2 separate regions of the Homo sapiens genome follow, and region 2 is linked to region 1. Evidence: chromatin contacts called from ENCODE Hi-C or POLR2A ChIA-PET data. All regions are on one chromosome and are shown on one strand. Each heading gives the region's core, a stretch centred on a gene start or an enhancer-like site at or near the end of the contact. The rest is flanking DNA. Distances are from core to core; before and after follow the strand shown.

What was found. Hi-C counts contacts between places; a loop is a spot of excess contacts on that map. ChIA-PET counts read pairs that join two places held with the same protein, here RNA polymerase II (POLR2A). Pooled maps may share reads with other maps.
Region 2: a map of mammary epithelial cell shows a loop between it and region 1 (12-fold over the local background). The contact joins two enhancer-like sites. A Hi-C loop is called at or near these places in 5 of 168 maps with a recorded cell type or tissue (Calu3, MCF 10A, PC-3 and 2 more), 1 of 37 single-sample maps with no recorded cell type and 3 of 50 pooled maps. POLR2A ChIA-PET finds 5 or more read pairs at or near these places in 5 of 52 experiments (AG04449, AG04450, MCF 10A and 2 more).

What each region holds. Positions count from the first base shown.
Region 1 is chr2:19,535,700-19,541,377 of GRCh38, forward strand. No RefSeq gene overlaps it. Among named protein-coding and RNA genes, the nearest start is that of LINC01808, 70 kb to the left of the region's middle. Within about 2 kb of position 2,817, at least 11 of the 41 ENCODE cell types and tissues checked have a DNase peak (open chromatin) inside an H3K27ac peak, as active enhancers do; they include PC-3, PC-9 and mammary epithelial cell, where a contact is called at or near this core.
Region 2 is chr2:19,609,030-19,614,707 of GRCh38, forward strand. No RefSeq gene overlaps it. Among named protein-coding and RNA genes, the nearest start is that of LINC01808, 140 kb to the left of the region's middle. Within about 2 kb of position 2,947, at least 4 of the 41 ENCODE cell types and tissues checked have a DNase peak (open chromatin) inside an H3K27ac peak, as active enhancers do; they include PC-3, PC-9 and mammary epithelial cell, where a contact is called at or near this core.

The DNA.
Region 1 (5,678 bases), core at 1,567-4,066:
AAGAATGCAAGGGTGGTTCAACATAAGAAAAGAAGCCAAGGTACTATACTATATTAATAGAAAGAAAGGAGGGAAACCCCATATGATCACCTCATTGATGGAGAAAGAGCAGTAAAAAAAAAAAAAAAAAAAAAATACAACACCCTTCCAGGATTAAAAAAAATCAATCTACAAGCTAGGAATAGAAAATAATTTCCTCAAAACAAAAAAGGAGATGAAGGGATTAAGATGGTGGACAGGAAGTAGGACTAACTTGCAGCTCCCACTCAAATGGGCAGAGCAGCATGTAGAGACTCATATCGTAAACTTTTGCTCCAAGAACTACCACATGAACATACCAAGAAAGCCAAGAGAATCCACAGACTTTTGAAGGAACTGGATTACCACTGCAGACTCCCTGAGATGCCAAAAAACTGTGAGTCTGCTTGCTTTCTCAATGGGGGAGGCTCGTGGTCTGGGGCAAGTTCTCAGCCCTGGTCACTGGCTGCCCGGAAATAGACTCAAACTCTCAGCCCTGGTGCTGTTGGGGTGCATGGTGGGAGTGAGATTGGCCTTTAGGACTGTGGGCTGTATAGGAGTGGGATGAGGCCTGTGACTGCAGGCTTTTCTTCACTTCCCTCATGACCTGTATGACTCACCAGAGGCAGCCATAATCCCCCTGGGAATGTAACTCCATTGAACTGGGTACCACACCCCCATTTCCCACATGCAGCAAGTCCCACCCAAGGAGAAGCTGAGCTCAGACATGCCTATCCCTGCCCCGACCTGGTGGTCTTTCTCCACCCACTCTGGTAGCCAGAGACAAAGATCATAATCTCTTAGGAGCTCTATGGCCCTGCCCACTGCCTAAGAAACCTGAATACTTAACCCAGGTGTCTCTAGGGCAAGTTTGCATCCTCCCTATAGGACTGCAGCTGATACACTCTTGAAATTGCCACCTCCTGTCTGGAGGCCAAACCAATACAAAGCCAGCGCGCTAAACAACAAAACCAAGAACCCTCACAGAGTCCACTTCACTCCCCTGCTACCCCCACAAGAGCAGGTGCTGGTATCCACAGCTGCAAGACCTGAAAATGGGTCACATCACAGGACTCTTTCCAGACCAGCCCAGAGCTCGGTAGCTGTGCTGTGTGGCTAGACCCAACAGAGCAAAAACGATCACTGCAGTTCAGATCTCAGGAAACCCCATTCCTAGGGGAAGGCAGAGAACACCACATCACTAAAGCACCCCGTGGGACAAAATAATCTAAACAACAGCCCTTGAATCCCAGATCTTCCCTTTGATCTTCCCTCAGTCTACCCAAATAAGAAGGAACCAGAAAAACAATTCTGGTAATATGACAAAACAAGGTTCGTTAACACTCCCATACCAGCTCACCAGCAATGGATCCAAACCAAGATGAAATCTCTGAATTGCCAGAAAAAGAATTCAGAAGGTTGATTATTAAGCTAATCAAGGAGGCACCAGAAAAAGGTGAAGTCCAACTTAAAGAAATCAAAATAATGATACAGGATATGAAAAGAAAATTCTTCAGTGAAGTAGGTAGCATAAATAGAAAACAGTCACAACTTCTGAAAAATCAAGGACACACTTAGAGAAATGCAAAATGCACTGGAAAGTCTCAGCAATAGAATTGAACAAGCAGAAGAAATAACTTCAGAGCTCAAAGACAAGGCTTTTGAATTAACCTAATCCATCAAAAACAAAGAAAAAAAAGAATTTTAGAAACTGAACAAAGCCTCCAAGAAGTTTGGTACTATGTTAAACGTCCAAACCTAAGAATAATTGGTTTCCCGAGAAAGAAGAGAAATCTAAAAGATTGGAAAATGTCTTTGAGAGAATAATCAAGAAGAGCTTCCTCAACCTTGCTAGAGATATAGATATCCAAGTACAAGAAGCTCAGAGAACACGTGGGAAATTCATTGCAAAAAGATCATCAACTAGGCACATAGTCATCGGGTTATATAAAGTCAAGACAAAGGAAAGAAGAGCTATGAGGCAAAAGCATCAGGTAACCTATAAAGGAAAACCTATCAGATTAACAGCAGATTTCTCAGAAGAAACCCTACAAGCTAGAAGGGAGTGGGGTCCTATTTTTAGCCTCCTTAAACAAAACAATTCTCAGCCAAGAATTTTGTATCCACTGAAACTAAATTTCATAAATGAAGGAAAGATACAGTCTTTTCCAGGCAAACTAATGCTGAGAGAATTCACCACTACCAAGCAAGGACCAGACTGAAAGAAGCCAGACACATAAGGCCACAAAGTGTATGATTCCATTTATATAAAATATCCAAAATAAGTAAATCCATAGAGACAGAACGTAGATTAATGGTTGCCAGGGTTTCAGGGGAGAGGGAGAGGAGGAGTGAACACTTTACAGGTACAGGGTTTCTTTTGGGGTAAAACAAATTCTAGAATTAGGTAGTGGTGATGGCCGTACACCATTATAAATGTTCTAAAATCCACTGAATCGTAAATTCTGAAATAGCTAAAATGGCAAATCTTATGCAACGTAAATTTTATCTCAATAAAAAAAATTTTAAACAAAGAAGTGCCATAAAATCTCAGATAGGATTGAAAGAAAAGTATTTTACAGATCAGTGCTTTTTTCCTCACTTTTTTATTTGTTTTCATGGAAATTACCATATGTAGGGAAAACTATGCTTTTACTACAAGTTCAGGCTGTGCGATGAACTGAAAAAAAAAAAAAAAAATCCAGAGATTTCAGAGTCAGTTCTGGCTCTGACATTAAAGAACCGTATGATTCTGGGGAAGTCCCTTTTTCTCCTCTGGGCTGCATTCACCTCAGATGACACCATGGTGTCCACCTGTGCAATATATGGGCTAGGCCTGGTCTGGATCCAGGAACTACATAGAAAGGCCATGAGTCAGTTCTGAGCCTGACTCATTACGAGATAGGTTAATGGTAAAGCAAGAGGAGATAGGAAACAATTCAGAGTTTTTCCTACGTCTTCCCCTGAATTATCCTCATCTGTGGGCAAAATGCTCAAGAATGATATTTTTAAAAGGGTGACGATATTTGGTTAAAATGTCCACGGAGGAAGGGGAGGTAAGGACTGTGAGAAGCGTGCCCAAACCACAGAGCTTCCAAACTGCAGTCCACATCACCAGCAACAGCCCTAATGAGCTCTGTGCTGGACACTCCCCACTGAATTACATAATACATTTCCGTTTCATTTCATGAATCACAACTTGGGATACAATGTTCCTGGGTTGCAGTTGATATATTTTAGAGATTACCAAATATTTCAAAAAGAAAAATTGATTTTATTAAATTCATATGTAAAATGTCTGTATGTCAGCCAACTTATTTATTTTCAAATTTGAGATTTTCTTAAATGTTGTAGTTACAGCTCAATGTCAAGAGAGTTCTCAATAAACCCATTAATGAATAGCGAGACTGCCGTTGCCCCTGGATTCTTCATTTCTTTTGAGAGTTCAGTTCCTGGTTGATGACGGTGGGTTTCATTTCAGCTGCCCCTCTTGGGTGAGAATGAGAAAAAAAGTGGTAGAGCTTCAGACCACGGATCAGGGGAAGTGGAACTCACATAGGCAACTATGTAACAGTGAGTTTTGTTCACTATAAGACTACAGTACAAGCCGTATATACAAACATTAACTCCTTTGCGGCTGTCAATGTTACTGGTATCCATCAGGACTCACTGGTCTTTTCTCAGGGCGACAAGGGAGCTAGAACGCAGGTCTGTGAATCAGAAAGACACAGTTCAAATCTTAGCTCAGCCACTGGCAGCTGTGCAACTTTGGGAAGGCTATTTAACCCCCCTAAGCTTCAGTGTATTAATCTGTAACGTGGGAATAATAAAAATGCATGGGTCATGAGTGCTTGCAAGGACTAACGACAGGAGATATGCAGAGTGATTAGCATAGTGCCTAGCACATAGTAAGTGTTCAATAAATACTAGTCATGTGTAATTGTTGTTATCCTACCTTAGAAGCAGCAACTTTGAATTGTAAATTGAGTTTGGGCTGATCTAGTATGTCCTGAGTTCATTTTCAAAACTTATGATCAAGTTCACTTTTGTGAAGGCACATACTCTTTGAGAATGTGAACTGGCTGTACATCATTCATTCATTTGTCATTTCTTTATTCAGTCATTTACTTACTATTTTGACCATCATCTATGTGCCTGACAGAATGTTAAACCTTAAGGGAACAAAGTTGGGAAGAACAAAACACAGTTTCTTTCCTCCAGGTTCTAACTGGGGAGAAAGGCAAATATTGTGGTGAACACAAGCTGAAAGTGATCAAAATGCTTCAGGAGCAGAGAGGAAGCCCATCTGAACCTAAGGCGGATGCTGGGCATAGCAGGGCCTTCCCTAGTGGGCTGCTGTGCACGTGAAATGAGACCCAGTGTGGGAAGAGAAAAGAGCTATGTGTGAGGGGGACAGGCCACTCAGAGAGATGCAGATGGATTACTTCAAAATACATGAGAGTGGGTCCAGGGAACTGCATTTTTAAGTGTCTACTATGAGCCCATTTTACATTTGTTAATTCAACAACAAAACCCCCATTTTCCAGATATGAAAACCAAGGCCCGGAGAGATTTTGTACCTGGCCCAAGATCATGCAGCAGGCCCAAAGCTGTCAAAATTTTGCCAAAGCCCAAGCTCTTTGCACAGGATCATACCACCTCTTTATGCTACTACATATTCTATAATAAGGCCTAAGTGATTGGTATTGATTAGCAAATCCAAAGAGGCTTCCTTGGTCTTATGAACTAATATACATTGCACCAATCAGCACTGAATAGTATACAGACAGTCTAACTATAATTTCTTCCAGAGCAATAATGAGCAGGTGATAATTCACTGCCTCAGCACCCACAATGCATTTGGCCTGCATTCTCACACCCCAGGTGAAGTTTTTCTAACAAAACGCAGGTGCAGTAGGGGTGTTTTCAACTCTTACTAGAGAATACAAAAAACAATGCTTAGTTTATAAAAGAATAATGTAACACTACTAGAATATTGGCTTTTTTCACTTTTTGACCCCTAAACATCTGTAAATAGAATAATATCTGTTATTTTTGCATTGTTATTAACCAGGAAGTTTGGTCTTGCCATAGACAGAGTTCACAGGGCTGGGAGTTGGTGCTTGTGTGCCTTGCAGACTCTGTCCCTCAGGGTGACACCGCCAACTTAATGCTTGCAGAGCATTTGTGGTTTATCAAGCACTGCACTTTCTCTTTCTCATTTGACGCTCACAGCAAATCTGGAAGGGAAGCAGAAGAGATATTTCCACCTCCAATGAACAGAGCTTAGGGGACACACATGGAGTAAAAAGGGCCAGCGCTGATCCATAATTGCCTGCCTCCCAGTCCAGTTCTGTTCCCTGCGCTGTGTTGTCTCCTAATTGCTCTGTTCATTTTGTACCTGTGAGGGTTAACTGGGAACACAGGAGTTCTGTTAAATATCACAGTAGTTAGTACATTTTAATCCTGATCCCCCAGCCTACTGTAGCTGCTGTAAAATATATGGCAATAATTTCCTGAGGCAGGGTAATGTATAAGGAATGTCAGGCCAGCCTCTGGGCATATTTGCCTTAGTTCAGTTTTATTAAAGTAAAACTTTTATTAAGGCATGTGGTGAATTGAGCAATCGGCATGATTCATGCCGTTATAAACCCATTGCT
Region 2 (5,678 bases), core at 1,697-4,196, 73 kb after region 1:
AGGATTTGTCTGTACAACAGCTTCAAGATGTTCAGAAGGTGTCAAAAATGGCAAGGATCTGACACTCATCGAAGTGTTCAGTTAACCATACCCACAACCTCCAGGGCTTTAAAAACATATAAATTGCAAAGATTGAGGTGAACAGTTTGATCAACTTTGAATCCAAAGGTGCTGATGACAGACAGGAATAGGAGCACTTCCCAGACACAATTATGTTCAGGCAGCTTGAAGTAAAAGTAGCCAGCCTTGGTGTAGTGCTTTGCAAAGAGTGGTGATTTGCATCATCCAAGTGCTTTGCAGAGCTTTAGCAAAAGTATTCTGAGTGTGAACAAACAGTAGAGACTGTGCTTGGAACAAGCTGGACAGAGTTCACCTTCCCGTGGGGAGCAGGGAATGTTGGCTTTAGGACCAGACCTGCTCTCTGCTTCTGGCGCCATGGCAGCACGCTTGCACGAGGCCTTTGCTCCCCTAGCATTGGAAGCCACTCCAGCCTTGAGTGCCAGCTCGGCCACCTGAATGGAAGACAAGAGCTCTTTGGCAGCCAAGATGCCCCAAGTTCTTCCCATTTTTATTCCACTCATTCTCTTTCCTCTTCCCCTCCCATGTCTCTGGCTACTCGTTCCCAGGCCCATCCCTGGACTTCTCCTCTTCTGCCCAGCCTTTACCTGTTTGTGTTTTCCAACCTTCTCTTTGGCCCACTGCTTTCCTCACTCATTCTACCCTTGCTAGACATGCTAATTCCTTCTCTTGGCTTTAACCCCTATACTGAGGGCTTCCAAATCCACAGCCCCAGGTGAAAGCTCTCTCTGCTCACTTCTTCAGTGTTCTAGGACCCATTCTACCCCACACATCCTGATTTCCTTTTGCTGTGTCCCTTCTGTTGGAATACCCCACCATTTCTTCAATCTCTGCCCCTGAAACTTTGCCTGATTAGGAAGACAACAGGATGAGGTGAAAGCACATGGAACTTGAAGCCCTGTAGGGTTCAAGTTCTCACTCTGTGTATCTGGATCACCTACAGGTCTGTGTGTCTGGATCACCGATCTCTACCTCAGTTTCTTCATCTGGACAATGACACTAAAGCTGCAGGGCTGTCAGGAGGATTAAGTAAGGTAATGCAGGTGAAAGGTTCTGCACAGAGCTTCACTCATAATCAGCCCTAAATATGTGGTGCTGACATAATGGTATTAATAACAATAGCAGCATCAGCAGCAGCAGCAATGGTGAGAACAGATAATAACTGAAGACTGCCTGCCCGTCTGATAGCATACTCCACTTCCCCAGCTCCAGTGGGACATAAACTGCCAGCCCCACCTGTGACCACTGCTTCCTCCTGTTCTTGCCCCACCCTGGTCCCTCCTTACCTCATCTGTGCTCTAAGTAGAGTGAATCTTTTTACCTACCCCCAAAAGAACCCCAATATGACACAGAATATTCCATTAATAGTCAAAAACATTAGACGCTTAATAGGCAACAAACCTATTTTTCCACTGACTTCTCTAAATGCTCACTTCTGAAACTACCTCCACTCTCAGCTGCTTGGGTAGATGATAACAGCTACCCTGGCCCAAGGGCTGTGGGGATAGCTGGTAAAGGAAGGGGCTACAGTGGGGCTCAAAAAGGAAATCAAGACACAGCAGAACTGAAAAGAGTAGAGATGCTCCAGTAAGCTGGACAATGTGTCCTTGACTGTGGAGCCAGGAGCTCTGAAATGAATTTGGTTATCTACCTGATAGCAACCTCAGAGGGTAAGGATGTCCTTCGAGTCCCTTAATTCCCTTAGAAACACAATGAAGGCCAGGCTCAGTGGCGCACGCCTGTAATCCCAGCACTTTGGGAGGCCAAGGAGGGTGGATCATCTGAGGTCAGGAGTTCGAGACCAGGCTGGCCAACATGGCGAAACCCCATCTCTATTAAAAATATAAAATTAGCCGGGATGTGGCACGTGCCAGTAATCCCAGCTACTCAAGAGGCTAAGGCAGGACAATCGCTTGAAGCTGGGAAGCGGAGGTTGCAAGGAGCCAAGATCACATCACAGTACTCCAGCCTGGGCAACAGAGTGAGACTCTGTCTCAAAAAAAACAAAACAAGACAAAACAAAACAAAAAACAACCAATAGAGACCTTTAGATTTTGGGTTTCTATGTTCTCAGTTTGAAGGTATTTTCATTTCTTAGTTTTTAAACTTATTGGATGAAATAACTATAGTTTTCTTAACTTTTTATCAAACTATCTTTCTCAGCTTCAGCTAATGTCCACCTTCATTCCAGAATTCCATGATTTGGTGAACAAGACATGTTAATACCATCTATACCCTTCACACCTTCACAGAGACCAGTGACACTCTCTGTTACTCTTTGTTTTTACAATCAGAAGAGCCCCTACCCCCAAGAAAGCACTATAGTTCTAATGTAAATGGAGCTTAGCACAGCATCAGAAAACTGGAGCTCATCAACTCCGCAATATGGTACCTGACTCTGAAGACATCTCCACAAACAGTGCTCCCAGCCTTTTTCTCCTCTTGGTGCACATAGAAAATGATACCTTTTTCATGGCTTTCCAGGGTAAATTGAAGGAGCTGCTCACAGCTGGAGGTAACTAGGCCACAACTCTGGAGAGCCCCAGAACCTGCCCGGCTGCCCCAAGAATTAAGAGGATCAGTATCTCAGACACACCTGTAATCCATTTGTAGCAACTTGGCATGCCCTGGCACCCCGTTGAGAAGCTCTACCCAAAAGGTTGTCGTATTGCCTGAGAGACCAATAGAATGCTTATTCCATTAAATAAGACCTTCTCTTCAGAAAGCCCAAGTCTATTTTTCACCTCCGTGTTAGCTTCCCTGAAATATGTTTCCCATTCACTAGTTAGTGCTTTGTCATGCTCAGCAAGGAGGATGATCTGGTGGCCACAGTAAAGAAAGAATCAGGAGCCATGTGGATTCTAAATTTATGATTCAGCAGCCATGGCTTCTGACTCACTCACATTAGATGACCTGTGGAGAAAACCACTGGACTTTGGACAGGCCCTGATGAGATGAGCTGGAAAATAATATCACAATGGGTTTCTACTGGCAACCAAACACTATGTGAAAGTTGAGACTTCCTGAGCAGATAAATTAAAAGCAAGCTGTACAGGAGCATCATGACAAAAGCCATATGTTGAACTTCAGCAGATGCAGGACAGAAAACCACAGAGCCTATCATGTCACACAGCATCACCTCTTGTACACCTATAAACTGCTGAGCTGTGTCAACAAAGTCACCTGGTCACTGTCCTTTCTGTGTGTCACAAGTATACTAAGTTGTAAAATCTGTGGACTCGGAAGCCAGGTAGGCCTGAGGTAGAATCCCGGCTTGAATACATCTGAGCTATGTAATGTTGGGCATGGCACTCAGCTTCTTGAGGTGTCAGCTGTGTTCTCTATAAAATGGGGATAAATGTGTGCTCATAATTTTCTCCATAAATACCAAAAAAAATTGACAGCAATTCAGCAATGATTTTTTTTTGACATAGTCTCGCTCTGTCACCCAGGCTGAAGTGCAGTGGCACGATCTCGGCTTACTGCAACCTCCGCCTCCCGGGTTCAAGCAATTCTCCCTGCCTCAGCCTCCCGAGTAGCTGGGATTACAGGCACCTGCCACCACATCTGGCTAATTTTTATATTTTTAGTAGAGATGGGGTGGCCGGGCTGGTAATTTTGTATTTTTAGTTTTTGCCATGTTGGCCAGCCTGATCTCAAACCCCTGACCTCAGGTGATCTGCCCACCTTGGCCTCCCAAAGTGCTGGGATTATAGGTATGAGCCACCACGCCTGGCCTCAGCAATGATTCTTGACTTTAGGAAATAACCAAGACAAAAGAAAAATAGGCTACTTCTTTAAAAGAAGTTCAATGGATACACATGAGAGGCTGTCCCTCAGAAGCCAAGAGAAAAACAGGGATGTCCCCCCATCACCAACCATAGTTTCACACAATATCAAAAGTATTAGCAGAAGAAATAATAATAATAAAGGTCTACAAATTGGAGGGGAACAGTTCCACTTTCAAATGAGCATGGAATAGAGGTGCTTTTCTTGTAAAATGTTTCTCACTCCTGCTGGAAGGTTTTCCCTGTGCCTCCTGCTAAAAGTCCTGGGCGGTATACACAGCAAAAACATAAGAAGCCTGAAATGTAGAGAGAAAGATTCAGACTGACTAGGAGCCTCAGGACCCAGGTAATAACATGATAGAGAGTTCCCTTGGTTTTTTTCTTGCCTAATCTATCCCAGATCGGGCGCTGGAGAAGCCAGCAATCCAAAAACACCAACCAAAACAAACAAATAAGCAAAATAAAATTCCAACTAGTGCCAGTTCTCTCTAGATAAAGGAACAGGAAGGGACAACCTGGCAAGACAGAGAAGTTTAGACATTGACCTCTCTGCCCTAGAGAAACACCATGGGATAAAAATGGCCATACCTCCAACCTCATCAGCAAAGACTGAGTGGGAAGCCTGGACTTTTACCTTCTTCACCTGGCTGTAACATGGAACCTGACCCACCCACCACAAAACCTCTCTACCACTGGTGTGGTGTCAGACAACAAGTGAGAAGCCAGGATTTTCAAGTGAAAAATAAACTTGGGACTTTCTGAAGAGAAGATCTTATTTAATGGAATAAGCATTCTGTTGGTTTCTCCTGGTCTCTCAAAGTCCAGTGGTTTTCCACAGGTCATGCCTGGCTGCAATGAGCCCTCTCCCCATGGAGTCAGTAGAAACTAGGTAGGAATTCTGAACTTCTACCCCCAACAAATGGTAATGAGCTGCACTTTCTCCACCATGCCTGTATCAGGAGGCCTAATGGAGAGGCAGGACCTTCTCACCATCCAGTGGTAAAAAGGATGCCCCATGTATGTGATGTCAGTAGAAGCCACATGGAGAGCAGTAAGAAGGCACCCCTCCTATACCAACTAGGGTAATATAAATGAAAACCTAGGAGGGAACCTAAATTTCCACTCCTACCTAAGGAGTAGATGCCCTTGCCTCATCCCTCCCCACCCACCTCCCTGCTACTTAGGTCAAGTGGGGAACTAGGACCCACCTGGCAATAATGAGGCAGGACACTCATTTCCCTTCCAGAGTGATATCAGGTGAGGCTTGTTAAAGCAGACTTAAATAAGATCCAGGGCCTTATAACATAATACCAAAAACGTTCAGGATACCACAAAAAAAAAAATCACTCATACCAAAACCAGAAAAATTTCAACTTGAGTAAGAAAAGAGAATCAACAGATGCCAAACCCAGGATGACACAGATGTTAGAATTATCTGAAAAGAATTTTAAGTAGCTATCATAAAATTACCTCAGTGAGTAATTATGAACATGCTTGTAATAAATGAAAAATATATTTTGGAACTGATGAATACAATAACCAAAATAAAAACTTAATGGATGTACTCGGCAGCAGAATGGTAAGAACAGAGGGAAGAATCATTGAACTTAGAACAACAGAAATTACTCACTCTGAACAGAGAGTAATAGACTTAAAAACTTAATACAACCTCAGAGTTCTGTGGACAATATCAAAAGATAGAACATTTGCATTATTAGACTGACAGAAAAAAAGGGAAAAGATAGTGGGGTAAAAATATCCCCAAATAAATAATTCTGACTTTTAAAAAAATTTATCCAAAAACATAAACCT